2 separate regions of the Homo sapiens genome follow, and region 1 is linked to region 2. Evidence: chromatin loops called from intact Hi-C (ENCODE). Cell type or tissue: psoas muscle. All regions are shown on one strand. Links, peaks and the distances in the headings refer to the core of each region. The heading gives the core; the rest is flanking DNA. Region 1 overlaps SELENOI (selenoprotein I). Region 2 overlaps DRC1 (dynein regulatory complex subunit 1).

The links. A loop is a pair of places that touch in the nucleus more often than their neighbours do. Peaks named below come from ENCODE experiments on the same cell type or tissue, not always from the same donor. Only the 100,000 strongest peaks of a DNase experiment are listed, where the experiment ranks them.
Region 1: it touches region 2 in a loop (6-fold over the local background); 1 of 110 quality-filtered maps calls a loop at or near these places.

Annotation. Positions count from the first base shown.
Region 1 is chr2:26,374,677-26,380,054 of GRCh38, reverse strand. SELENOI (selenoprotein I) reads right to left here. Exons shown (of 10, transcript NM_033505.4): 6 at 4,907-5,015. Among named protein-coding and RNA genes, the nearest start is that of DRC1, 25 kb to the left of the region's middle. In psoas muscle, for the core only: no CTCF peak of the experiment used is centred there; no DNase peak of the experiment used is centred there.
Region 2 is chr2:26,441,244-26,446,621 of GRCh38, reverse strand. It overlaps DRC1 (dynein regulatory complex subunit 1), which reads right to left. Exons shown (of 17, transcript NM_145038.5): 9 at 2,266-2,400; 10 at 1,674-1,906. Among named protein-coding and RNA genes, the nearest start is that of DRC1, 42 kb to the right of the region's middle. In psoas muscle, for the core only: no CTCF peak of the experiment used is centred there; a DNase peak (open chromatin) is centred at 2,102.

The sequences.
Region 1 (5,378 bases), core at 175-5,174, 67 kb after region 2:
AGAGTGGTGACTTTAAAATACAGTAAACTGACGGGACACACCTAGTGGGATAAGACGTAAGGATGAATAAAACTGCAAAAAAACAAAATCTTAATTTTCAGTTTTCCTCTGTTTGCTGATTTAGGTACTGTATTCGGAGACTGTTGTGAATAGTTCATGGAATAAAGCAAATGAGTATTCTGTGTCACTTAAAACCAAGGATTTTGTCATAGTTTAAAGGAGATAAAAATATAAGATCAATGAGGTTAAGTAAAAATTCTGTACTACCAAATTTGCTTTGGAATTATCAGTATGTATTTATGAAGTATTTTATCATAAAAACTTGATTTCCTTACCTATCCACTGAATGAATGAATTCCTAAGCCATGTTAATCAATGTCTGTTAATATTATTAGGTGAAGTTTAACCCTTAATAGTTTAAGGTAGCAGGTTAAAATATATATATATATATACTTGCAGCAGATGGAACAGACATACAAAACCTGAACCCGCTACATGCCTCCTAATGTGATGCAATAGGAAGACCAGTACCTAATAACACTGTTCCCCAGCATGCCCCCCAACCCCCAAAATTAAACCTGTATCAAAATAAGCTCACAGATCTAACTATTGTTTATAGGAAAAGTGAGGGGCAGAGGAACATGTTAATGCCATGAGACCGCAACCAGGAAAACGCAGAATCTAAGAATTCTATTGGCCAAATGACCTACTTTCTTCAATACATAAACTTCAAAGAAAAAATAGGGAAAAGCTACGTAGATTAAAAGAAATTTTTTAATTAGTTATTTATTTTAGAGACAGAGTTGCGCTCTTCTCACCCAGGCTGGCAATGGTGCAATCTTGACTCACTGCAACCTCCACCTCCCAGGTTCAAGCGATTCTCCTGCCTCAGCCTCCCGAGTAGCTGGGATTACAGGCATACGCCACCACACCCGGCTAATTTTGTATTTTTAGTAGAGACCACATTGGCCAGGCTGGTCTCAAACTCCTGCCCTCAGATGATCAGCCTGTCTTGGCCTCCTAAAGTTCTGGTATTATAGGTGTGAGCCACAGCACCCAGCCAGATTAACAGAAATTTAAAAGGCATACCAACCAAAGGCAATGTATAGGTACTCGGCAGCTATAGAAATACATCAATTGTGGTTCTTTTACAGAAAACCTTATCATTTAGAGATACACAGTGAAATATTTACGGATGAAAAGAAATGATATCTGGGATTTGCTTTAAAATAATCTAAAGGAAGGAAGGCATCTGTTAATGATGGCATAAAAAGGGAGGACAATTCTTCTCACAAATGATGATTAAAAACCAGACAAAAATATTTAAAACAACTACTTGAAGGTACTAGAAAATACTGAAGGACAGACAGAAATTCGAGAAGCATTTACACTTGAAACACTGGGGAACAACTCTGAGTTCGTGGCTTGCCTACCCCCTGTCCCAGACCAGATGATGGAAAGCCACAGTCTTCCTTACCAGCTTATGGAAGCAGATAATAGATTCAGAGCAGCAGAGGAACTAGAAAGCAGGGTGGGGGATATTGTAGAAGAGAGAGATGCAGAAGGGTTGAGATTCTAAATCTGAGTATATGCTCTGCCCAGATTCCTGGGTGGATGCTAAACTAAGCAAGCAAATCGGAGACCCCACAGAACATAGTGAAAGAGAAGGCAGAAAGTAGAGGAGATGCTGTGCTTGAAAGACAGAGGTGTTCTTGGTGAGATGTGAGTCTGCTGTATCTCTTACTAAGTGTGTTCCCAACCCACACTCAGACTGGGCTGAAGAAGGCAGAGCCCTTACTGGCTTGAGGGTTGGGGGCAGAACACAATTGCTGGAAGAGCAGCCGAAGATTCAGATGGGGAAACCCCAAAAGCAAAAAAATCATAGAGAGGTGAGCGCCAAAATCTCAGTATCGACTTTGCCCAAATCTTTGGCTGACCACTAAACTACACAGACACAAAGGAGACCCCCAAGAGACCTGGCTAAAAAAGCAGCAGCTAAAAGCTGAAAATAACCAAACAGAGACAAGAGCTACTTAATACAATGTGATGGGACAAATTTCTTCATCTGTGTCCAAACAAGTTAAATGCCTATCAGAACAAAAAACCAAAAATCCTCAGAGCAGAACAGATTATAGTCTCCACAAATATAATCTATAATATCCAGTTTTCAACAACAACAAAAAAAAAATTGCTAGGTATGCAAAGAAATAGAAAAAAAAGCAGTCAACAGAAAATGACTCTTAAGTGGGCCCAGATGTTGGACTCAGTAGACAGACTTTAAAGCAGCAATTTTAAATATGTTCAAAGAACTAAAGGAAAATATGATGATAATAATGAACAGAAGAATCTCAACAGAGAAATAGAAAGTTTAAAAACCAAATGGAAATTCTACAGCTGAAAAGTACAATAACTTTTTTTTTTTTGAGACAGGGTCTGACTCTGTTGCCCAGGCTGGAGTACAGTGGCACAATTACAGCTCACTGCAGCCTCGACTTCCTGGGCTCAAGTGATCCTCCTGCCTCAGCCTCCCAAGTAACTGGGACTACAGGCATGCACCACCATATTTGGCTTAATTTTTCTATTTTTTTGTAGAGACGTGATCCCACTATGTTACCCAGGCTGGTCTTGACTTCCTGGCCTCAAGCAATCCTCCCACCTCAGCCTCTCAAAGTGCTGGGACTACAGGTGTGAGCCACCGCACCCAGGGAAAAGTACAATAACTTAAATGAAAGACTTCCTAGATGGGCTCAACAGCATATTGGAGATGGCAGAAGAAAAAAAAAGCAATGAATTTAAAGACAGATGAATAAAAGTTATCCACTACAAAGAATAAAGAGATTAAAGAAAACTTAATAAAGCCATAGAAAATTACTTTTAGGACAGTATCAGGCAAACCTGTGTAACACACATGTAAGTGGGGTCCCAGAAAAGAAGAGAGAGGGGAAGAAAAAATATCTCAAGAAGTGAAACTGTGACTGAAAACTTCACACATTCAGTCAAAAATACTTACAGGTCCAACAGAGTCAACAGCTCAACAAATACCAAGAAAGACAAACACAAAGAAAACCACACCTAGGTACATCACAGTCAAACTTCCGAAAGCCAAAGATAAAAAGAGAACCTTGAAAGCAACAAGAGAAAAATAATACATTACAGAGTGACAATGATATATGAGCTGACTCAGAAACAATGGATGTCAAAAGACATTAAAATGATATATTCAAAATGCCAAAAGAAAAAATTCAGGCAAAATCAATACACTTTCACGTAAGTAAAAAGAGAGAATAAACTGCTACCAGACCTGCACTATAAAAAAACCTAAAGGAAGTCCTTCAAACTTCTGGGAAAGAACACCACATGGTAGGTCAAATATAAGGCAAATATGTCAGTAAGTAAATAAACTGTATATTATAACACAACCCGGGGGCTAAGCAGGGGGCTAAAGAGTACTGGTGCATTTCAAACAAGATTGGCACTGGTATTGAAAATAGTTGAGACTGGGTAATAGTACACAGGGGTTTATTATATAAAAGTAGAAACATTATAAAGAAAATTATGTGCCTATTAGAGTACACACTTAACATTAAAAAATATGTCTCATATACCAGAGGATTCTGTCTTATCTAAATTTAACACTTAAATGTAACATGCAGGAAACCTGCCATGGGACAATCAAAAGGGTCACTACATAATTGGAGAAGAAAAATAGCATTTTTGAGGTAAAGAAAAAACAGTTTATACAGGTATCAAAAATGAACATTTGATAGATTTCAAGATAGTTCCTAAAATATGCACAGTCTAGAGCTACAGAAAAAAGCCCAAACCACTCCTTTTCTGAAAGCCAGTGCCTAATATACCATCTTCTAAACAGTTTCTAAGCCTTACCTAATTCCCATTCCATTACCAAGGTTCACCAAATGGGAAAGGGTTATTTTTTATTTATTCTTTTTTTTTTTTTTTTTTGAGACAGGGTCTCGCTCTGTCACCCAGGCTGGAGTGCAGTGGCACATGCGATCATAGCTCACTGGGCTCCGGTAATCCTCTGACCTCAGCCTCTCAGGTAGCTAGCATTACAGGTGCACGCACCACACCTGATTAACTTTAGTTTTTTCTAGAGACAGGGTTTCACTATGTTGCCCAAGCTGGTCTCAAACCCCTGGGCTCAAGAGATTCTCCCACTTTGGCCTCCCAAAGTGCTGGGATTACAGGCATGAGCCACTGTGTGTGGCCTATTTTTTAGATAAGAGAACAGAATACAGGACATAGCCCACACATATACCTTTTTACTTCTACAAAGGTTCTCAGTGCCACTCCTGGGGCCCCTAAATAACCATCTAGATTTCTCTTTACACTCGTTCCATACCACTAATACCCTCTCCACTCAGTCAATCATCCTACAGATATCCCCTTCAGCTAAAATCAAAACAGAAAGATTACCACCATAAAAAATCTTTAGCAATCAGTGGGTTAAGAAAGAGGATATCTGAGAGGAATAGAAGCTTAATTTTTTGAGTGGATACATTATAAAATAATCTCTACATTTCATCTGTCCTGTATTTCATACAAACTAGTAATTTTCAACTTTGAGATAAATATAAAACCTGTACCAAATGTGGACCCTCCAATACAGCCTAGGTTAATTTGAATAGTCACTTTATCAGGCTTATGTGATCTATTTTGGTATTTCCCTCTGATTAGAAATAGCTGATGCTGAACAAAAAAACCCCAAAAACAGGGAAACCTTATTTTTCTTAATGGTTAGGCTGAAATCCTACAAGGTTGTAGGGTTGTTCTGCTTCCTGGAGGTTTTGTGAGGCAAAGGGTGTTGTTGCTTGTTATAGTCAAATACCGGCTCTTTTGATAACAAAGTGATGGTTAAAACAGGCTTCAACATGGAGCTTCTTACCAATAATCATTGCAGTGAATAGGTCTCTATATAAGAAATTAAACAGGAAAGGTTCATACCAGGCCTCAACTCCCACAACTGCAGTCACTATGTAGACAAAAGAAATAGTCTGGAAGGAAAATGCAGACAAAAGCATACAGAAGCATTAACGCTAGAAAGATCAGGAGTCACCATGCTTTATGCAGCATTAAGTCAAGTCAAACAGTTTTAGTAAAGGCAAGAAGTATGCTTATATTTGGTATGTGGCAAGTCTTCTTACCTTTAAAAATACAATCTTTTGGCTGGACGTGGGGGCTCATGCCTGTAATCCCAGCACTCTGGGAGGCCAAGACGGGCAGATCACCTGAGGTGTCAGGAGTTCCAGACCAGCCTGACCAACATGGAGAAACCCCATCTCTACTAAAAATACAAAATTAGCCAGGCGTGGTGGCGCATGCCTGTAATCCCAGCTACTTGGGAGGCTGAGGCGGAA
Region 2 (5,378 bases), core at 127-5,126:
CTGAGCACTAAGATTTTAAAGTTGGAAGAAAGGGGATACACTTTGATACTGTTAAATAAAAATCCTGGCATCCTGTTGATGAGGAGGTATTAGAATGAACTCATGATTTATTTTATTACCAAAAAAAAGAAATCCTATACTCTCAGCTCTGTCCACTGAAAAGGCCTAGAAACAATGGCCAATCCAAAACAATAAGCACCCAGCGCCCACAGCGTGGTTTCTAAATACCATTCCCTGGGCATGCATGGTGACACAAGCCTGTAATCCCAGCACTCTGGGAAGGAATCGCTTGAGCCCAGGATTTGAGACCAGCCTGGGCAACATGGCAAATCCATGTCTCTACAAAAAAATACAAAAATTAGCTGGGCATTGTGGCATGAGTCTTTGGTCCCAGCTACTCGGGAGGCAGAGGTGGGAGGATTGCTGAAGCCTTGGCGGCAGAGGTTGCAGTGAGCCGAGATCCCACCACTGCCCTCCAGCCTGGGCGACAGAGTGAGACCATCTCAAAAAAAAAAAAAAAAAAAAAATTCCCTATTTGAAAGGACCAGGGGATCCTTGGAGAAATGGCTGATTCCAGACAAGAGGCAGGAAAAGTATAATGTGTGCCTTGAACACCTGGTCATCCTGGAGAGCCAGGACGCTGTTAAAAAAAACTACTAGGGCTAGCCAAGCGTGGTGGCTCACACTTGTAATTCCAGCCTTTTGGGAGGCTGAGTTGGGGGGATCACGGGCTCAGGAGATGGAGACCATCCTGGCCAATATGGTGAAACCCTGTCTCTACTAAAAATAAACAAAATTAGCCAGGTGTGGCAGTGCGCACCTGTAGTCCCAGCTCCTCGGGAGGCTGAGGCAGGGGAATTGCTTGAACCCGGGAGGCGGAGGTTGCAGTGAGCCCAGATCGCGCCACTGCAATCCAGCCTGGCAACAGAGCGAGACTCTGTCTCAAAAATAAATAAATAAATAAATAAATAACTACTAGGGCTGAATCAAAAGGACCCAGAAGCCAATATGAAGATTTCCACTAGCCAAAGATGGAACAATTTGAGCCTCAATAAGGATAATTACTTTAGTAAACTAAAATACATCAAATTTGTTTAAACTCATGCATTCATAATATTTTTTAAAAACTCATTGGTACCTTTGGAAGATGCTAGAGGCCCAACCCATTATTTTGAAAACTGGTAAACAGAGAAAAAATAAGCATCTATCCTGCTTTTCATATACAGACTATCTCAGGGTAGCAAATTGCTGAGGAAGGGAAGATTTTCTTTTAAGAAGTATTCTGTTAAATAAAGACACAAGAACAGAATCTAACATATCACCATTTTGCAATCCCTAATACAGTTAATGGATCTTAGACAATGATTAGCAATGGTTGCTAACATCACAAAAAGGGAGACAATTTAACATTAGTTTATCCCGATGGAGGTACTACACAATAGTGTACTTAGCAAAAATAAATTGGACCTGCATCTGATCAAGCTTCTAGACCTAACTGCCAGTTTATAATACAGGAGAGAGAGCAAAGCTATAAATTAGAGGAGACTTAAAAGCGATACCAATAATCATACTCTTCCCCCTCCTCCCTAGACTATCTCTAACGTGACTGGCTTGACCCGATGTTCTCAGGGGGCTCCTCCAGCTCTAAGGCTCTATGACAGTGTTCTAGTCACCTGAGCGCATAAGCATTTCTTCTACTATCTGTGTGGCGGACTTCTGGGGCTGCTGAGAAATAGGCCCAACATTGTTCAGGAACCAGAAATCAGGTGCTGCCCAGGGAAGCCCCAGATGATGGGTGTGGATGATCCTGTCCACATCAAAGGCTCTGGCTATTAGGTCCTTCGCCTCCTCTTCATTCATCAGCCAAATCTCCCAAAACTTCTCATCATCAATAAGAGCAAAATGCCTGTGAAGGAGAGTCACAGAGCATGGCCAGCTGGCCCCAGGACCTGGCCAGGGTCCCCTCAAATAGCAGCAGGGCAGGAATATGAAAAGGAGCTGTGCTAATTCCTGGGCCTGGCCCCATCCCTGGGCGGCTGATTCCCACTTACGATAAACTGGAAGCCATCCCAACACATCTCAAGAAAAGGCAGGTGACACGCAAGTGAAGGGCCAGGGGAACACACCACAAAAGGTTAACTAGTGCCTGGTCCAGCCCCAGAATAGCTGGTGACATCAAGTCCAACGAAATCACAGCTTGTACAAACTCCATCCCCGTCACCTCTATGCTAGGACAAGTGCCTTAGGACCAAGTCCTTAAGATACCTCATGGCTTTCTGTAGCTCCTTGAATTGCATCACAAGACGTTTGTAGTCCGAGGTTAGAGACTGGTTCTCCTCCTGAAACTGCTTTATTTGCTTGGCATATTTTGATCTCAGATTGTTAAGTATATCATGCAGGCTGGTTGAAGGAGAAAAAGGTTAGTCTGCAGCTGAATAGAAGGTATTATGTATGTTCCTCTCATCCACCTGATTCAGCTCTACCACAAACCCAGGAGCAGATCTGTGGAAGAGCAGAAAACCCTCCCATATATTCCAAAACACAGATCCCATTTTGATCAACAAAAGGAAGGCAACAGGAGATCTTGGGACAGTCCAAAACGAAACGCATTGAAAACAATCCAGAGCCCATTCCCACCAAGAGGCAGCCTCCTACTCAAGACTGTGGACAGAACCTACTTCACAATACATCATTTGTCAGAATGCCCATACCCATACCTAGGGCCAGCCTCACATATTTAAATAATCTATCTCAACGATTTCATTGTCATGACTTGGATGTTTAATTCAATCATGAAGCAAGAAAATTTTAAAGAAAAAAAATGCATATCACAAAAGCCTATGATACATAAATCTTCCAGCCTCAAAGAGCTGATACCGTTAACAGGTCCAGTAACTCATTCATTCATTCATTTATTCACTCATCCACGTATTCATTAAACAAACATGAAATGCCACTTTTGCGCAAGGATATGTTGAAAGACAAAGATGAATACAAAGATACGTTTCAATACAAGGTACTATCAGTCTAGTCAAAAACAAAGACAAACGTTAATTACAGTACAGCGTGGAAAGTGCTATAGGAGAGTTTTATGCAGGGTGCCAGGGGAGCCCAGAGGTGAGGCATCTAACTTACCCAGGCTTGCAGGGGAGGGGGTGGTCCAAAATTTCCAGAATAGCAAGAGGCAGTTAAAACCTGTCCAATAGCACTGTGAATCCAGGCACGGCACAGCTCACCATCTCACTGCTAACAGGAGCTCTGTGCATGGAAACTCGGCCCATAAAATATGCATGGCAGGCGCAATGTTTAGACCCAGGCCCATACTTCAGACTTCAAACTACTACAGAGGTGGCTCTTATCAGTGCCCCATTCACACAGTAACAGAGAAGCTGAAGGCCAACATATTTTAAGTTTAGAAATTCTAAAAATAAGATTTTCCCTCTCCTAAGCATTATTCTGAAATGATCAAAATGTCTCTCAAATGCAAACATTCATCATTCATATTTTCATCATCAAGAAAATGCAAAAAAAGTCGTTACCTTAGTCTCTGATAGAAAGAAACAGCTAACCCATTTCCTTAACTACAGCCTTCAAGGAGGCTTTCCAAGCACAGATGTAAAAATAAGTAGTCATTCCAAAGTGTTTTTTCCCAATGTCATGCAGTAAAGGAGTTCCTATGTGTCATCTAATTACCGAAGCTAACAAAACAAACTCCAGGTGCATACTGAAGGTCTGGGCAAGATAGCAGGCGAGGAAGTGAACAGGGAAGAATGGCTGCAAGAGGAAGCTCAACAAAAAAAGTCCAGAGTTCTTAGTGCCTGGAAGCTAGAGATGCAGGGGAGTGAGGCTGGAGAACTGGAAACAGGGAGCAGAGGCAAGTCTGGTTTCAGAAACTGTGCCCTGGAAATGACAGGGCCTCTCCAAGCTGAACTGTTACGTTGGCAGTTCCAGGTAAATGAAAGGTGAGCTCAGGATTGGGGATATGAGGTTGGCAGTCATCAACAAAAAGGGGATATTCAAAACCATGAGACTGAGGTATGTGGCAGATGAAATAAAAATTAAAAGCAATGGTAAGGCCTGGATTTTCTAGATTGTCTTATCTAGATACTCAAGACATATCAAGCAAGGAAAAGCAGAACCACCAAAGGAAACAAATACATTAAGAAAGAAGAGCAAATATTTTAGGGTCATTTAAACCAAAGAAGAAAATCCAGTATCCAATCATAATAGATGAGGCCTGAGGAGAAGCCACTGCGCTTGGCTAGAAGGGCATCATCAGTATCCTACTGTGGGAAGTTTTTGTCCAATCCTGGGGTCATAGGTTGCTACGGCTTGAATGTAACTCCTCCAAAATTCAGTGTTGTCAATGTGATAATATTAAGAGGCAGGACCTTTAAGAGGTAATGAGGCCATAAGGCCTCCTCCATCATGAATGGGATTATGGGATTAAGGCCTTTATAAAAGAGGCCTCCCAAAGCCTTAGGCCAGCTTGCTCTCCCGCTCTTCTACTGTGTGAGGACACAGCATCCCTCCCCTCTGAAAGATGCAGCCCTCACTAGAAACTAAACCTGCCAGCCTTGATCTTGGCCTTCCCAGACTCCAGAACTGTGAGAAATAAACTTTTGCCTTTGTAAATTATCCAGTCTCAGGTAGTCTGTTAGAGCAGCACAAACAGATATGTCAAATTGTGAAATGCTGGGTGGTGGTGAGCAGGAAAGGAAAATGGCAATGAAAGCAAGAGACGAAAAGATGGTGCTTAGAAACAGCAGGGTCCGTTGAAGGGTTTTTCAGGCTGAGGGAAAGCTGTCTGAGTTTGAAATAAGAGGGAAGATTCCACTCATCTCTCAGCCACACGCATCAAACCCAAGCTCTGCCTCAAGCGCCTCCTCCCGCCTCCTACCTTACCCATTCTCTTCACCCACTGTGTGACTTTCTGAATCCTACCTCCTTGCCTTCAGACCAGCCATTCCCAGCTGCCAGCACTGTCCACCTGGAGTCTCCTCTTAACTGCTTTTTGCCAATTCATGTCCCCACCCCCTCCAGTATTTCACTTCTTTGGGAAGCTTTCCCAGGTGCCTCCTCACTGTATTGATGTGTGCCTTTCTTGGATGTTCTGCTATCTAGTACGGTGCATATATAGTGGGAATTTTTTCATAAATATTGTCCCCTGTCTATTCTTATTTCTCAGATAATCAGGCTTAAGATGCCATCCCATTTATTCAGTATCATTTTCTGTAATAAGTAACTACCAAAAGGTCAACTGATGTTCCTCTATACATTCAACATGTGTCCAAAATGTATGTATTACCAACCTACAAGTGGAATTAATTCCTAAATAATAATAGGCTATTTGGGGTTTGGAGGGAAATCCCCAATCT